2 separate regions of the Homo sapiens genome follow, and region 2 is linked to region 1. The links are chromatin loops, found by intact Hi-C in ENCODE. Cell type or tissue: PC-3. All regions are shown on one strand. Links, peaks and the distances in the headings refer to the core of each region. The heading gives the core; the rest is flanking DNA.

Region 1 (9,273 bases), core at 454-8,453:
ATGGCTTACAGCTCCATCCATGTCTCTGCAAAGGACGTGATCTCATTCTTTCCTTGGCTGCATAGCATTCCTTGGTGTATAAGTACCACATTTTCTTTATACAGTCTATCATTGATGGGCATTTGGGTTGATTCCATGTCTTTGCTATTGTAAAAAGTGCTGCAATGAACATATATGTGCATGTATCTTTATAATAGAATGATTTATATTTTCTTGGGTATATACCCAGTAATGGGATTGCTAGGTCAAATGGTATTTCTGCTTCTAGATCTTTGAGAAATCATCACATTGTCATCCACAATGGTTGAACTAATTTACACTACCACCAAGAGTGTAAAAATGTTCCTTTTTCTATGCAACCCCGCCAGCATCTGTTGTTTCTTGACTTTTTAATAATTGTCATTCCAACTGGCATGAGTTGGTATCTCATTGTGGTTTTGATTTGCATTTCTCTAACGATAGGTGATGTTGAGATTTTTTTCATATGTTTGTTGGCCACATAAATGGCTTCTTTTGAGAAGTGCCTGTTCATGTCCTTGCTCATTTTTTAATGGGGATGTATTTTTTTTCATGGAAATTTGTTTAAGTTACTTGTAGACTCTGAATATAAGCCCTTTGCCCAATGGAGAGACTGCAAATTTTTTCTACCGTTCTGTAGGTTGTCTGTTCATTCTGATGATAGTTTCTTTGCTGTGCAGAAGCTCTTTAGTTTAATTAGATCCAATGTGTCAATTTTTGCTTTTGTTGCAATTACTTTTGACATCTTCATCATGAAATCTTTGTTGGTGCCTATGTCCTGCATGGTATTGCCTAGAATTTCTTCTAGGAGTTTTATAGTTTTGGGTTATACATTTAAGTCTTTAATCCATCTTGAGATAATTTTTGTATAAAGTGTAAGGAAAAGGTCTAGTTTCAATTTTTGGCATATGGCTAGCCAGTTCTCTGAGCACCATTATTAGATAGGGAATCGCTTCCCCATTGCTTGTTTCTGTCAGGTTTGTCAAAGATCAGATTGTTGTAGGTGTGTGGTCTTATTTCTGAGTTCTCTATTCTGTTCCATTGGCTTATGTGTCTGTTTTTGTACTAGGACCATGCTGTTTTGGTTACTGTAGCCTGGTAGTACAGTTTAAAGTCAGGTAGCATAATGCCTCCAGCTTTGTTCTTTTTGCTTAGAATTGTTTTGGCTATTTAGGCTCTATTTTTTTTCTTTGGTTCCATATAAATTTTAAAATAGTTTTTTTCTCATTCTGTGAAGAATGTTAATGGTAGTTTAATGGGAATAAAATTGAATCTATAAATTGCTTTGTGCACTATGGCCATTTTTATGATATTGATTCTTCCTATCTATGAGCATGGTATGTTTTTCCATTTATTCATGTCCTCTCTGATTTCCTAACAATGGTTTGCAGTTCTCCTTGAAGAGGTCCTTTGCTTCCCTTGTTAGCTGTATTCCTGGGTATTTTATTCTCTTTGTAGCAATTGTGGATGAAAATTCATTCATGATTTGGCTCTCTGCTTGCCTGTTGTTGGTGTATAGAAATGCTAGCAATTTTTGCACATTGATTTTGTATCCTGAGACTTTGCTGAAGTTGATTATCAGCTTTAGAAACTTTTAGCCTGAGACAATGGAGTTTTCTAGACATAGGATTATGTCACCTGCAAACGAAGATAATTTGACTTCCTCACTTCTTATTTGAATACCCTTTGTTTTTTTTCTCTTGCCTGATTGCCTTGGCCAGAAATTCCAATAATTTGTTGGATAAAAGTAGTGAGAGAGGGCACCCTTTTCCTGTGCCTTTTTTCAAGGGGAATGCTTCCAACTTTTGCCCATTCAGTAGGATATTGGCTGTGGGTTTCTCATATATGGCTCTCATTATTTTGAGATAAGTTCCTTCAATACCTAGTTTTTGAGAGTTTTAAACATGAAGATCATTAAATTTTATCAAAGGCCTTTTCTGTGTTTATTGAGATAATCATGTGGATTTTGTCCTTAGATCTGTTTATGTGACAAATGAGATTTATTGATTTGTGTATGTAGAACCAACCTTGCATCCCGAGGATGAAGAAAATTTGATCATGGTAGATAAGCTTTTTGAAGTGCTGCTGCATTTGGTTTGAAACTATTTTATTGAGGATTTTTGCATTGATATTCATCAGGCATATTGGTCTAAAGTTTTCTTTTTTGTTTTATCTTTGTCAGGTTTTCGTATAGGATGATTCTGACCTCATAAAATGACTTAGGGAGGAGTTCCTCCTTTTCAATTGTTTGGAATACTTTCAGTAGAAATGGTACCAGCTCTTCTTTGTGCCTTTCAAAGAATTCAACTGTGAATTTGCCTGGTCCTGAGCTTTTTTTGGTTAGTAGATTGTTTATTACTGCCTCAATTTCAGAACTTGTTATTGTTATTCAGGGATTCAATTTCATCCTAGTTCTGTCTTCAGAGGGTGTATGTGTCCAGGAATGTATCCGTTTCTTCTTAGATTTTCTAGTTTCTTTGCATAGATGTGTTTATAGTATTCTCTGATGGTTGGTCGTATTCCTGTGGCCTCAGTGGTAATATCCCTCTTATCACTTCTGATTGTATCTATTTGATTCCTCTCTCTTTTCTTTATTAGTCTAGCTAGGGGTCTATCTATTTTATTAATTTTTTCTGGAAAATCAGCTCCCAGATTTGTTGATTTTTTGAAGGGTTTTTACTGTCTCCATTACCTTCAGTTATACTTTGATTTTGGTTATGTCCTTTCTTCTACTTGCATTGGCATTTGTTTACTTTTGTTTCTCTAGTTCTTTTAGTTGTGATGTTAGGTTGTCAACTTGAGATCTTTCTAGCTTTTTGATGTGGGCATTTAGTGCTATGAATTTTCCTCTTAACACTGCTTTAGCTGCATTCCAGAGATTCTGGTGCATTGTCTATTTGTTCTCATTACCTTTAAATAACGTCTTGATTTCTGCCTTAATTTCTTTATTTACCCAGTAGTCATTCAGGAGCAGGTTGTTCAATTGCCATGTAGTTGTGTGGTTTTGAGTGTGTTTCTTCATCGTGAGTTCTAATTTGATTGTGCTGTGGTCTGAGACACTGTTATGATTTCTGTTCTTTTGCCTTTGCTGAGGAGTGTTTTACTCCCAATTATATGATCAATTTTAGAGTAAGTGTCATGTGGCAATGAGAAGAATGTATATTCTGTTGGTTTTGAGTAGAGAGTTCTGTAGATACCTATCAGGTCCAGCTGATCCAGAGCTGAGCTCAGATCCTGGATATCTTTGTTAATTTTCTATCTTGCTGCTCTGTCTAATATTGTCAGTGGGGTATTAAAATCTCCCAAAGGAGATTAGATAGCTTTCTTAGGTAGATAACAAGGGAAGGGTCCTGGAGAGCCCATGGCCCATTGGTCAGTGTCTCATTCCCACATAACATAAAAAGCAGCCCGGGAAAAAAATTCAAGCTGCAAGCACAGATAAGGAAACTAGCACAGGGTATTGTGCCTGGCTGCATGCCCATGGCTGCAGATAGAAAAAACCTTTAGCCCATGTGGATAAAAACTTGTACAAACCTCCAGAGCTCACTCAGACAAGGGAACAAGGCCTGGTATGGAAATGCCTTTGTCCTTTGCATAGTCAGTGGAGTCCCAGGAAAAGTTTCTTCTCCTTTTGTGGGCATGGGCACAGTGGGCTCCAGTGGGTTCCGGTGGGCACTCTACTTTCCTTTGTTAGGACTATAAGTCTGGCTTCTATGATTCATCACTTCAGCTCCTGATTGTTCCTGGACCAAGGTCCCAGGCCAAGCTGAGTCATGTATTTGCCAAGGCAGCCCGCAGACTAAGCATATCTTTTTCTCTTCCCAATTCATAAAATCCCTTGACCCCAGCCTCATAGTGGGTACTCCCATTTGAGACCCCCTCGCTGCTGACAGAGAGCTTTTTTCTTTCACTTATTAAACTTTCACTCTAACCTCACCTTTGTGTCCACTCTCCTTAATCGTCTTGGAGGTAGGACCAAGAACTCCAGGCATTATCTCAGACAACGAAAGACTTACATCTTAGTGTATTGACTGGGAAGAAGATAATTCATTAAAAGGATGAATAAGAGTGGACCTTTAATGTTAACTCTTTACTTTCATTTCTGAGACTTCTTGTCTATTCCAATCTAGTTTCCTTCCATGGAGGGCCTAAGTCGTCACGTGGGATTGGAAGAAGGTCCTAGGGCGACTGAAGATTTCTGGCTGGGGCTACACCCCAGTATTATCTGAAGGTCTGTAGACTAACTCCAGTCCTTGACAGCCTGTCAGGGTGTCGGCACAAGGATTTCCAGTCTTTTCCTATCGAATTTTCCTTCTTTCCTCTCACGGCTATCGAGTCTCCTATCCCATCGTATACAATGTTGCAGGTGTTTTTGCAACCTAGAAATATAGTCTTGCTGGGTAGAGTCAGTTGGTTTCTTAGTAATAAGGAATGTAATTCGAAGAGTTATTGTTTTTCTGATTTCCTAGAAACAGGGGGAATTCAAGATTTTCGTTTAAGTATTTACCTAGTAAGGTCCCTTTTATCCCTCAATGATGGACATTTATAGCATCGTATGGGAGGATACTTCACCCCGAGTGACTATCCCCCGCTCCATTTGGATTGTTTCTCTCTTCGTATAAGAGTTCATCATTTTCCAATAAATTTAAACAGTTCCTTTATGAGATAAGTTAATTTTCTTATGCTGGGGGGCATGCTATAGGGACAGCCTATCAAACCCCAAAACTCTCTAATTTTTGCCTGAAAAGAATTTGAAGTGTTTACCTAACATTTCTAACCCTACAGTGCCACCTAGTGGAATGGGATTTTTTTCTCCGTAGGGAGCCGTGTCCGTTCTCTCTCCCAGACTTCCAGTCTCCCAATTCTTTTCCATTTTTGGTCTTCTATCAGTGATCAGACCCCATGTCCTCTTTGTAGACAGAAAAACTCCACTTTCAACAGTCAGGAGGAAGACATTTTGATAAGACAGATTTTAGCTTCAATACTGTCCCCATCAAAGGAGAGGCAGCCATTCAATTTTTACACTCTTTGAGGCAGCTGTTTTGCATTCAATTACATTGGAATTTAAACAGAAAATGAATTTTACATTTAGAATTTATTCAGTCCCATTCTATGGGATTTTGATTTTTTGCTGGAGCCATAGCAAGGGAAGCCAGAAATGGTGTTAGGACACTCCCTCCATTTAAAACTCTTGCCCAGGTCCAACTACTACATAATCTCTCCCAAGCCTCTGGGGTACCGTGGGAGCCTTCTGGGCTAGGTGGATCTAGGAATCCAGCAGGACAGAATGGTAAGGTTTTGAACAGGTTTTGAAATCCTACTGACTAGCTTTTCTGGGACCATGGATAAAAGGTCACACTTGTATCCATAGGGAGGCACTTATGATGGTTGCTGAGACCCAGAGGAGAGGGGGAAGGAGGAGAAGGGGGACACACTTTCTCTCTTTCTCTCCACCCTGGGTCACACAAATGGGAGGAAGAGGAATAAGGGACACCTTGTCTCCCTTTCTCCTTCTAGATGAGTAACAAACCATCTGCAGTTAGTACTCCCCTTGAGTGCATTTTGAATCACTGGAACGCCTTTGACCCTGAGACTTCTGGCTTATATTCTATTGCACAGGGGCATGGCCTTGTTCCCATCTTGGGGATGAACAAACCTGGCTTTCTGAGGGAAGTCTTGATTTCTATACTATTCAACAACTAGATATTTTCTGTAAGTGGGAGGGCAAGTGCTCCAAGGTTTCCTATGTACAGGCTTTTTTTGCTTTTTGGGAAAACTCGAATCTTTGTAAGTATTGTACAGTTGACCCTGCCCTTTTAGCAGCCATGTCAAGCAAGCCTACAAAGGATGATTACCCAAAGTCAGAGAGACAAACCATTGGGGAACCCTAAAATGCAACTTCTGGGTTCCCTACCTGACCCACTTCTTAGGGGCTCCCAATAGCCAAATCATTAGCTCCTCTGGTTGTGCCACTCAAGAAATTGCCAACTTTGCTGTTGCCCCCCCAAGAAATGCCTGATGGGCATGGTGTCACTAGGATTCAAGTTCCCTTCTCATTTCAGGACCTTAGGGGGACCTAGGCAAGTTCTCTGATGACTCTGATAAACATAAAGAGGCTTTTCAAAATTTAACGCAAGCGTTTAATCTAACATGGAGAGATGCTATGCTACTTTTAAGCCAAACCCTAACTGTTGCAGAAAAGCAGGCAGCCTTACAGGCAGCAGAAACATTAGGTGATAAACAGCATATCTCCTATAGCCAGTCTAAAAGTCTTAAAGGAAGAAGTCTAAAATAAAAGAAGGTGAAAAAGAGACAGGATCCCCATTCCCAACAGAAAGAGAAACAGTGCCCCTTGAAAACCCTAATTGGAGCCCTAGTAATCACATAGATAAGTGGAAAAGAAACACTTTCTGATCTGCATTTTAAAAGGCTCGCAAAGAACCAGAACCAAACCTCTTAATTACGCTAAACTGTTCTTGTTGAACCAGAAACCAGAAGAAGATTCCCCTGCCTTTTTGGAAAGGCAGAGAAGAGCTTCAGTGAAACACACTCCTGTCTCCCAATTCAATAAAAAAGAAAAAAAAAAAGGTTCATTACTCAGGAAGCCCCCGATATCAAAAAGAAGTTGCTGAAACAGGTTCTGTGTAAAGACATTTCAAGTTTTCTCACCCTCAAGTTGAAACTTTGCAATATCTAAATAATACTGTTCTCCGTACCCCAACTGAGGTGGTCTCAAGAAGGTACTAAGGCTCTCAATTTCTTAGCTGAAAGGGAATATAGGGTCTCAACATCTAAAGCTCAGTTTTGTCAAACTTCAGTAAAGCACCTAGGTCTAGTCTGGTCAGAAGGAATCAAAACACCAGATGAGGAAATAATTAAGTCCATTTTAACAGTTAAGGGGATTCTTGGGCATTACTGAATTTTGAAGACTGTGGGTACCTGGGTACAGTGAAATAGCTCATTCTTTACAACACCTCACAAAAGAAGCTTAAGCATCTAGAACTCATTCCCTAACTTGGGAACCTAAAACATAAAAGCCTTAAACCAGCTAAAGCAAGCCCTACTTAAAGCATCCGCCCTCAGTCTTCTCATAGGGAAGGTATTTAATCTATATGTATCAGAAAGGAAGGAAATAGTCCTGGGAGTTTTGGCTGAGGCTTGAGGTCCAGCTCAACAGCCAGTGGGTTAACCATGGGTAAGAACTTCACTGTTTGCACCCCACAGAGTATAGCAGAGCTGCTGTCCTTTAAGGGAAGTCTCTGGCTAATAAACAATTGCCTCGTCAAATATCAAGCTTTGCTGCTAGAGGGATCTGCAGTCCAGTAAAAGAAAAAACCTGCCCTTGCCTGAACCCAGCCACTTTCCCAGAGTCAACTAGAGAACCTGAACATGATTGCGAACAGATAGTGGTGTAAATCGGTAAAAGAAATGATAAGAATCAGTGTTTACCTTCTCTAGAGTTTTAATTAATGAAAAAGAATTTTTTCAAAGTGTGCTCAGCTTAATTAAGAGTGGATATCCAAGCTATGAATATATTCAAAAGTCCTGTATGTTTTTCTCTTCAAAATCTTGTTTCTCTGGAAAAGGATTTTTTCTAAGTCAACTAAATTACTTTTCTCCACTCTGTCTTGCCCCTCTCAGTGCGTGCATAAAAGGCCCCAGAATAACTTCTGGTGGCCTGGGACTCCTTGGGAAAACATAAAAGGGAGATATATAGAAGTATCCATGCCCCTAACTATGCTGGAAAGAGTCAAACTTTATCTGCACCTAGCACATAATTAAAACAACTTACCAGGTTTTACAATCAAGTGAAGAATTGCTAAGAATTACCATTATAATATGTAATTAAAACTACTGGAAGTAAATTTACCCCCAAGGTATGCAAAACAGTAAAACGTGTTCATAGTAAAAGTTTATAAAAAGGCATGGAAATATACATTTTGCCTACAGATGAAGAATTGTCCTTTTTTTTTTTTTTTTTTTTGAGCCAGAGTTTTGCTCTTGCTGCCCAGGTGGGAGTGCAATGGCACGATCTCCGCTCACTGCAACCTCCGCCTCCCAGGTTCAAGTGATTCTCCTGCCTCAGCTTCCCAAGTAGCTGGGACTACAGGCACGCACCACCACGCCCGGCTAATTTTGTATTTTTAGTAGAGACAGGGTTTCTCCATGTTGGTCAGGCGGGTCTCAAACTCCCGACCTCAGGTGATCCGCCTGCCTCGGCCTCCCAAAGTGCTGGGATTACAGGTGTGAGCCACCACACTTGGCCAAGAATTGTCTTAAGTTAGATAAAATAAAGAAGGTTTAAGCAAATTGTGAAAAAAAAATTGTAAAAATTAATCTTGCAAAACAAGTTCTGTGTGTGAATGTATTGACTAAATTCAAGAGGGTTATAAAAGGTTTGTGAAAAATCTTACCTCGTGATCAAACTGGTTAAGATTCAATAGAATTGTATATAAAGTTTCATTAAAATTGAGGTTAACATTAATAGTAAACTAATGCAAGGGTGAAATTTAGCTTTCTCTCTCTTGAGCAGGATTTTCATGTAATAATAAGGGCTAATGAAGGTTTTTGCTTTTTCAAATTCTTAAGTCATCATTTTGGCAAAAGAAGTGACTTATGGTAATCTAAAATTCTATTTAATGATATCAAGTGTTTTAAACCTCCAACATATTCTCCCAAAATCAAATTTCAGTTTCAAGTTTGTCTTACCTTATGCCTAGCTTTTGTGTGCTGCAGAGGGTCCCTGGAACATCCGGAAGAGAAGTAAACAAGATTATTTAATATGTTTAGGTGCATGGGATTGCCAAGGTTATGTCTAATATTCTTCAGGTTATATTTTGGTCACTAATATTAACCTGTGCTCCAAAACCATATGGGATGTCTAAGGCTCTAATGTCTAAATATGTGCTATCAATCACAATTAAGGTTGTTATGTTGGGTTACTGTAAACCACAAAAATAACCAAATTTCTTTGTCAATTGTGTTTCTGACTATATCCAAATTGGGCATTTTGTCATTTAGAGACAATCATTGTCTTGTTTTAATTCTCTTCAAAAGATGGTTTATAATCTAACTGTGGGATTTTAACAGGTTCTCTCAAATGCAGGTTTCTCATAACAGAAAAATGTACAGAACTCATGAAAAGCTAAAATGTTTATGAATATCAAGCAAAACAAATGTTCATGAAATGGACTAAACTAATAAAAGACAGAAGCAAGTTTTTGACTTTTGCTTGGAACACTGCTGATCCTTATT
Region 2 (9,273 bases), core at 340-8,339, 180 kb before region 1:
GAGGGGAAATCCAGCTATTGCGGAGCTGTTTGATCTTGGATAAGGCATTTGACCTTCCAAATTTCAATTTCACCTTTGTAAAATGATCTTCGAAAGACAATGCAAAACAGGTACACTTGAACAGTTCTGCAATTTTCTAGATTTCCCTAGATGATTCCCAATTTCCTCTTTCCTAAAATCTCCAAAACCTCCTTTTTGCTTTCTACTTCACAAGAATCAGAGGAAAGCATACAGGCATACACAAGTTTTCCACGTCATATCTTCCCATTTGCTGCATCTGTTTTCATATACTCTGACTTGTCTGGTTTTTTTTTTTTTTTTTCTTTTTGAGACGGAGTCTTGCTCTGTCTCCAGGCTGGAGTGCAGTGGCTCAATCTCGGCTCACTGCAACCTCCACCTCCCTGGTTCAAGCGATTCTCCTGCCTCAGCCTCCCGAGTAGCTGGGACTACAGGCACACGCCACCACGTCCGGCTAATTTTTTTTGAATTTTTAGTAGAGACAGGGTTTTACCGTGTTGGCCAGTATGGTCTTGATCTCCCAACCTCATGATCCACCCACCTCGGCCTCCCAAAGTGCTAGGATTACAGGCTTGAGCCACGGCGCCCGGCCTGACTTGTCTGTTATAGTGAAAGAGTTTCTTACCCCAAATGAGAATAACCGTTCCACTTATACACTGCTACTAACTCAAGGGTACCGTCTTGCCACTATTATTTTTTAAGAGATGGGATCTCACCTTGTCATCCAGGCTGGTCTTAAACTCCTGTGCTCAAGTGATTCCTCTGCCTCAGCATCACAAAGTGCTGAGATCATAGGCAAGGGCCACCACACATGGCTCCTTTGCAACTATCTTTTTCTCTCTTGTGTATCACATATTTATCCCTCCTGCTAGACCATTCCAATCAGCATCCAAGTTTGTTCTCTTGTTCTAGGATCATTTTCCTTAAAAAAGTAAATTTTATTGTGTGTATTTATGGCATAAGTTATGGCATAGATATATTAACAGATAGTAAAATGGTTACTATAGTGAAGCAAATTAACATGTCCATCATCTCACATAGTTACCCATTTTCTTTGTTGTTGATTTTGTAGCAAGAGCAGCTAAAAGCTACTCATTTAACAGGAAACCCAATACAATACAATTTTTTTAAAGCTATAGTTCTCATATTGTACATTAGATCTCTAGACTTGTTCATCCTACTTATCTGCTACTTTGCAAGCTCTGACCTACCTCTCCTCATTTAGTCCCACCTCCATCCCCACCCCTACCCCTGGCAACCGCTGTTTTACCCTCTATCTTTTTATATTTTGCTCTTTTAGATTCCACATATAAGCGATATCATGCAATATTTTTTCTTTCTGCGTCTGGCTTATTTAACTGAGCATAATGTCCTACAGTTTCATCTGTGTTGTGGCAAATGGCAGGATCTCCTTTTTAAAGGCTGAATAATATTCCATTATTTACATACCACAGTTTCTTTATCTATTCATCTGTCAGTGGGCACTTAGGTTTTTTCCTTCATTTTTCCATTGTAAATGATGCTGGAATGAACATATGGGGGTGCAGATATTTTTATGAACTGGTAATTTCATTTCCTCATGATATATGCCCAAAAGAGGAATTGTCAGATCATACTGTAGCGCTATTTTAAATTTCTTTAGGAAATGCAATACTGTTTTCCACACTGGCTGCACTAATCTATATTCCTATCGAAAGTGTGTAAGGGTCCTTTTCTCCACACCCTCGCCAACATATCTCTTGACCTGTTGATAATAACCATCATAATGAGTGTGAGGTATATCTCATATTGGTTTTGATTTGCAATTACCTGATTATTAATAAGGTTGAGCACCTTCTCATATACCTGTTGGCCATTTTTGTCTTCTTTTGATAAATGTCTATTCACGTCCTTTGGCCATTTTTAAATCACATTGTTTTTCTCCTATTGAGTTATGTTCCTCATAATTTTTTATATGAATCCCTTGTGAAATGTATGGTTTTCTAATTTTCTTTTTTATTCTGTAGGCTGCTGTTTGATTTTGTGCTGTGCTCAGTCTCCCAGAGATCCAGAGCCTCTCTTCTTAATTTAAAAAACAAAAATACATTGGCCAGGCATGGTGGCTCTTGCCTATAATCCCAGCACATTGGGAGGCCAAGGTGGGTGGGTCACTTGAGGCCAGGAGTTTGAGACAAGCCTGGCCAACATGGCTAAACCCCGTCCCCATTAAAAATACAAAAATTAGCTGGGTTTGGTGGCATGGGCCTGTAATCCCAGCTACACAGTTAGCTGAGTCACCAGAATCACTGGAACCTGAAAGGCAGAGGTTGCAGTGAGCCAAGATCATGCCAGGCAAAAAACAAAACAAAACAATACAAAACAAAATATCTTTGGCCTCATGTCCCTCTTCAGGGGTCTCCCAATTAATTATCTTTACAGCAAATTTTCTGCAATGAATTGTCTATATTCTCCTTCAATCCCTTCTCAGCTGACTCATTGATCATTTATTTTCCTTTTTGTAATGCCACCTCTTACCAGCATTCGACAGAGTGGACCACTCCATTTTTCCCTTGGCTTGCTGAAATCATGCTGTCCTGATTTCCCTCATATATGGTTGTTCCATCTAAGAGCTCAATACTCATCTCTCTTCTATATCTAAGCCCAGTCCCATGATGCTAAACATCATCCATGTGCTGACAACTACCACATTTCTATCTTCACTTCACATTCCTCCCATGAACACCAGATGCATATATCCACTTGTGTACTCAACATCTGGAAAGGTACTATAATGTAATGCTGTAGGATGTGGAATTACTGAGAAGTCCCCAGCCAATGATTGAACATGACAGCAGTACAAGAATTCATGATTTCTGACCAGCGCAGGACCCCTCTATGAGCACCCTTTGCACTAAAGCCCTCTGTGGGGCAGGCTAGGACTTTCTCAGAGCTGCATCTTAGTCTGATTCTACTTTCTACTGAAGATGTCTCAAGCAAGGGCCTGCCAGCTAACAGTGCTCCCATTAGTAAGTACTCTCTTCAAGGGAGATTTGATTGGTCCACTTTCACAGCTGCCACAAAGCCTACATTGAGTTCATGAATACCACCACTAGCAGAGATGCCCTCTTCTTCAGAGGGCTGAGTTTCAGTTAAGGCACTCTCCTCAAAGCATTGAAGTTTTAATCATTCAGCCTCTTCCTTTTGTTTCATCGGCTCCACGGGGATAGCTACATCCTCTATTTTCTACTTCCATGATATCATACAATTTGCTTTTGACTCTTTCAGTTAATTACATGGCTAACAACTTCATAAACTAGTAAAAAATTATGCTAAATTCTCTTTGCTTAAATACAGGGTTTTTCCGTCTCCTGATTGGACTCTGCCTAATGCAAGTGTTATCTAATGACTTCCTCTTACGGAAGAGAAGGATTCAACTTTCTTTCACTTACTCAGCACCACATCCTTACATATAAGCATAATTCTGCTTATCTTCAACGTTAGTTATATTACATCATTATTGTATCATAAATCAGCTCACTGTTTATGTTATCTCAACTGTGCTAAAAGCTAGTCTCAACACAAACTTATAGTCTACTTTTTGGTTATGTTTCCTTCCCTGGAGAAGGCTGGATCTTTTTTTTTCTTTTCAGTTAATGGTTGTCTTGACTTTCATGTATTATACATTTTTCAGCTCCACCAACACCCTTCCTTGATTATATAAATATCCTCTCAATACATTCCAACACATTTTGTATCTTCTTATCGCTCCTCTGAAGACCTCTCACCCAGAGCCTTTTCATCTCGTCCTGTAATTCTGGTTGTTCCCTAGGCCTGCTATATAGTGGCTGTCTAAGGAATTTCTATCACCAGTCTCTGTCACCTTGAAGATTTTTTAGATGCCTTCTTGTGTGTTGGATCTCTTGTTTACATGTCCTTTTGAATAGACCCATCTCTAATGCAGAATACAGCAGCTGATAAACAGTCTCCATCAATATCTCAAGTTTTAAGACTAAATGAAGTGGCAATGAGTTTTGTAAAGATTTCAGCTGAAGTAATGAGAAAAATTAAGGTAGGCAAAACATGGTAACAAGATGACAGATTATGATGTCCTAAGTCCCTATGCAAATGTCATTTTCTTCAAGTCTGGCCCTCAAGAGCCTGAATAACAGGAGGAGGAAATTTCCAGTTGCTTACACACATGAAACTCACTTCCAAGAAACTGAAATGTCCACTTGAATTACATGCTTAGGTTATGTTCAGAGCCATAATACCATCATTTAATAAGCATCTTTCTAATTTTGCTTCATTATCTTGAATCGGCAACAAATGTAACTTCCCAGAAACTTGCACTTGTATGTATCTGTTTCTTTCTGGAAATTGAGATTTAGACCATGACTATGCCACAAAAGTAACCAGAACAGAAAATTTCTTCTACTTTAATAATTGAACTACCTTGTCCCAATGGATTTTGAAATTCATTTCAAAAGAGGTTCACATAGATGTATATCCCAGAGTAAAAAGAAAACAAAACAAATAATAAGCATGAGGAGAAAAGATAAAAATGCCAAGAAGAAAGTTATAATGTTTAATTCACCCCCAAAATGGTGTCATGTCATGCAAAACAGAAAGAAAAGCAAACCAGTGACTTGAGATTCATTGTAACAAATGTTTGATTGGTTTGGCTTTTAATAAGGGCAAAGAAGGAGAGGACCCCAAATTGTTTCAATCAGGAGACAGGAATTATATACGGTTGCCCTCTGTATTCATGGTTTCCACATCTGTAGATTCAACCAACAGCAGAGACAAAATACTTGGAAAGAAATAGAAATTAAGAATACAACGATATGACAACACAAAGTAATACAAACAAAAATCAATACAATATAAACAACTATTTATATAGCACTTAAATTATATTAGATATTAGAAGTAATCTGGATATGATATAAAATATACAAGGGGAGGTGTGTAGACTATATGCAAATACTATTCCATTTTATATCAGGGACTTGAGCATCCAAGTGTTTTGGTATCCACTGGGGTCCTGGAACAAACCCCACACAGTTAACATGGGAGGACTGTACTTGAAAGCAGTGACCTGAGTTTATAATTTAATCATGATGAAATAAAAAAGAACGCTTAAATAATAATGTCAATCAGAAAATCCTATTAGAATTTAAAAGTTTAGTCTTTTAAAAGTAAATATTCTCCAAAAAATGGTTTAGATTAGCAGCACCACATGACGTTGTTATTAAAGAAGCCACCACGAGAGGGCAATACCTTCAGGCTGCACTAATGCTGCTTCCTTTCCCTGAACCTGGGACACTCAAGATTTTTTCAGGCAACAGCCCAGAGGTAAATAATTTTTCCGGAGAGCAAGTGAGTCCGCGTGGCTTTACAGCACACAATTAGGCAGTATCCATTGATGTCCAAAAATTACATAACGCTTTATGTGAGTTACTGCTGTGGTATTCAACCCTGCGTTAACGTCATCTGGGGTACTTTAAAAAAATTATCTATGGCTGCAGAATTTCTCAGGTTGGGGCCAGTATTGATACACTTTAAAAGCTTCCTTAGGGAGGCTGTCACAAATTAGAACACCGTGCAACCCAGTCTCGGGATATTAGAAAACAGTATTGAGTTTGAGGATTTCACATTTCCGTGTGTCATTTCTTTGTTTTATCGTCTGTAATGCAGACATTTCAGGCAATATTATAATGAGGGAGACGTTTGAATCATCTCTATATGACTATTCATTTTATTAAGCCTTATATTTAATATTAAAATGCTTATGTCAGTCTACCTTTTATTATATTTATTATCATCTGAAAACGTGAAATCCTTTAAAAGGGAACAATGAGGTTTTATTATCTCTAATAAATTATTGCTAGGCAACCGTTAGCAGAGTACACATTGCAAACTGTCATTTCAGCTCAGTGCTGCAGACATCGCTCTACTACAAGAAGCAGAGATGCAGATTATCATAAGAACAATGATCTAGTTAACAAAGTTTTCCTGCTCTGATTAATTCAGATTTCCTCACTCTAATTTTACCTTCACGGTTGCCACAAAAATAAAATGCTTTGGAACTCAGAGTGAGTCAGTCTTTGCAAAAAATTAAAGGTTTGTCTTTAAAGCCATTAAAAACAAAATCTGAAAATTAGATTTCTACATCTAGGAAAAGGAGAGGAAAATGAAGGTACAATTCCTACAGTTTGGGCAAAGATGACCCTCTGATTTACCTAGGTTGTCTATTTTACTACTAGTAACTACCACATGCTAGAAAAAGGCTTTGTAGTCACATGAAAGTGGTTTTAAATCCCAATCTTATAACTCACTTACTCTGCAGTGGAGGCAAAATATTTAGTCTCTCTGAACCTCTGTTCTCTCATGTTTAATAATGGGGATAATCACTGTATTACAGACTTGTGTGAATGTAATGGGGCGATAAATGTAGAGAAAAGGCCATGTCGATAGGTTGTTCAGCAAGAGCCAGCTAGTACTAGAGATTCCTAGTAGAGATTACTAGTAATTGGCATTTCAAAGCCTGGGATGTCTTCTACAGCTACTGCAACTGCCACTGCGGCTGGCCACTGCTCACTTCCTAGAGAAGTCAAGGGTGGTTAATGCCTGATCAGGAGTCTCACTCTCACCATCTGGTATTTCTCACTTGGCTGCTATTCACGGTCCCACCACAAACCACCCTTCATAGGGTTTAGTCATGATGCATCAGGGAAAATACAACCTGAGAACTTAAAAAAAAACAGTGAAGCAAAGTCATGTTGAAATGTTAATAGAGTCGTGTTCAGCATTTGCATATCTCTTGGAATTCTTTAGCAAATGGATTTTCAATTAACATTTCGCTGTCAGATTGGGATGGGTCTGTTTAATAGTATCCTTGTGACCCTTTCTCGTCCAGAAGCAAGGAGAGCAGCAGTACAAAATAGGAAGTATAAATTACATGATGTTGACGTGATGTTTCTCTTAACGTTTACTGACTTGCCTCCATGTTGTCTGGGTAAGCTCCTCAAGTGCAGAGACCATGTCTAATTGTCTTCAAGCTCCGCTCAAGCTCAAGAACTAGTACCAAAGAAATGCAAACTAAAATAAGATTATCCATCCATAAAGTTGTCAAGGTGAGAAAAGTATGAAAATACCCAAGGCTGGTTAGAATCCGAACCTTTCTGGGCTCAACATAAGTTCAAGAAGCCTTAAACATGTCCGTGACCTTTGACACAGCAATTCCATTCCTTGGAATTGATCCTAAGGGGAGATTTAAGGAATGCTGAACTTTACGGTTCTGTTGGTTAAAATTGATTTGTATAAATTTTATATTTTTTATATATCTTAGTGGTTAAATAAGTGTGTAAAGCTACCTTAAAATGATGTTAATTTGCATTTATTTAATTGCTAATAATTAAGCAATTGCAGCAAATAATTTCTCTTTTTGTTAATTTATTATTTTTCTTTGAACTTGTAAATTATCTGTTGATTTCTTTGATGGCATACTCAATGGAATTTTACATATGATCTTAGTAATGTTTCAACCCCAGAATACTTACATTTCAGGTTCTATGGGTTAGTGATTTTCCTTTGGGGGAAAAAATTTCTGTTGATATTCAAGAGAGAAATATTCATACAGAAGAATGATTTTATACTGCAGTTAATTATATATATTAACATTATACATGCCCAGATCAAGCTTAAGTCAAGACACATCTCATGGTTCTAACTTGGGAAGCTAAGTTTGATTCATAATGGTAGGACTCTATGTAACAACCTAATAAGAAAGATAAGAACTCCTGTTATTCCTCTACTTTAAATTCAGTACTAATTTCACCCCCATTCTTAGTAACGTTTCAAGTCCCAGTGGCACACTTAACACTTGTCAAATTTCTTATCATTTTGTTTTTTTTAGATTAACTTTTCCACTGTTTCAATAAACGTTGTGTCTTTGTGTTTCTTTTCCTTTTCTTTATATTTATTTATTTATTTATTGTTATTTGATTTTCCTGTATGTCTGAATGTTCAGAAAAGGCTGGAAGTTTTTTCTTTCATCCATTTTTCTTTGGGGAATAGAATTTGCATAAATTTTCTCCTGTGAGAATAGTGCTATTTGTTGAATTTGTTAACAAGAATGCTCACTAATAAATTACCATTTGCATTACTGATTTTTTTTCTCCCAAGCTTTTGGATTGTTTCTACTGCTATACATGTTTTCCTAGACATGAATTTGCCTTTTTTCCAACACCCACTATTTTGTCCTGATAGTTAATTCCTCTGTGATTCATTAATAGCTGTCAAAATTTAATCTCACTGTCAAAAATACGAAGATAATTTAATTTCATAGCAGAAGGTTCAAAATTACAAGATAATTCAGAAACAGCAGTGAATTTCTCAACAATGTCTAATTTTGATGCTCTTCTACTTTGACTGTGAAGGCTCGTTTAAGATGGGTGGCAGAGCCAAAACAAGATGCCTGAACATAGACATACAGAGTTAATTCTTCATTTGCTTCTTTCTCACTGACTATTTTCCTACTACATATTAAATCTGGGAATACTGAGAAAAAGTTGGAGACATGAGAAAGGTCCCCTTTACTTGTCTCCTTTTGATCCCTGAATATCTCCTATTTTTGATATGGAACACAAATCATAATATCATTATTGGCTATTTTACTATGCACACAGAGCAAAGCAATCACTGTGCTAGATAGATGCTTAGCTTATTTTTAAAAATCCCATTTTACAGAGTACAAGACTGATACTCTAGAGGTTAAATAACTAGGCCAAAATCATACAACATAGTAAGGAGCAGTGCCATAATTCAATCACCGGCCATGCTCTTTCAATTTCACTGAGTAACACTGACATGTAGAAATTTGGAAAATATAACTTAGCTCTCAGAGCAGATTACATCCCATTGACATTTATGGCATTTCTTATATATACACAGAAACAAATGCTACTTGCCTCAAATGAGTTTACTATTTGAGGCCTTATTATTTTTCTACAAAAATAGCTCTTAGCTTAATCAAAATTCTAATTTTAAGCTTCAATAGATTATTTCATTTTCTTAAAATATAGTGATGGCTCCAATAAGATTATATATAGACTGTGTGTGTTTGTGTGTGTGTGTTTGTGTATTCCACACACCCCCTCCCACCCCCAAAGACACAAAACACTAAACAACCACTTAAACATTATCTTTTCTTGGAAAGCAAATGTGATTTTATTTCCTTGTTTTGACTTAAGAAAACCAAAACAAACCAAGTGT

What was found. A loop is a pair of places that touch in the nucleus more often than their neighbours do. Peaks named below come from ENCODE experiments on the same cell type or tissue, not always from the same donor. Only the 100,000 strongest peaks of a DNase experiment are listed, where the experiment ranks them.
Region 2: it touches region 1 in a loop (34-fold over the local background); 19 of 110 quality-filtered maps call a loop at or near these places.

What each region holds. Positions count from the first base shown.
Region 1 is chrX:93,870,295-93,879,567 of GRCh38, reverse strand. No RefSeq gene overlaps it. Among named protein-coding and RNA genes, the nearest start is that of FAM133A, 200 kb to the right of the region's middle. In PC-3, for the core only: CTCF peaks have their summits at 4,617 and 4,819 (motif pointing left); no DNase peak of the experiment used is centred there.
Region 2 is chrX:94,054,960-94,064,232 of GRCh38, reverse strand. No RefSeq gene overlaps it. Among named protein-coding and RNA genes, the nearest start is that of FAM133A, 390 kb to the right of the region's middle. In PC-3, for the core only: a CTCF peak has its summit at 5,277 (motif pointing right); no DNase peak of the experiment used is centred there; H3K4me3 peaks cover 468 bases; H3K27ac peaks cover 343 bases.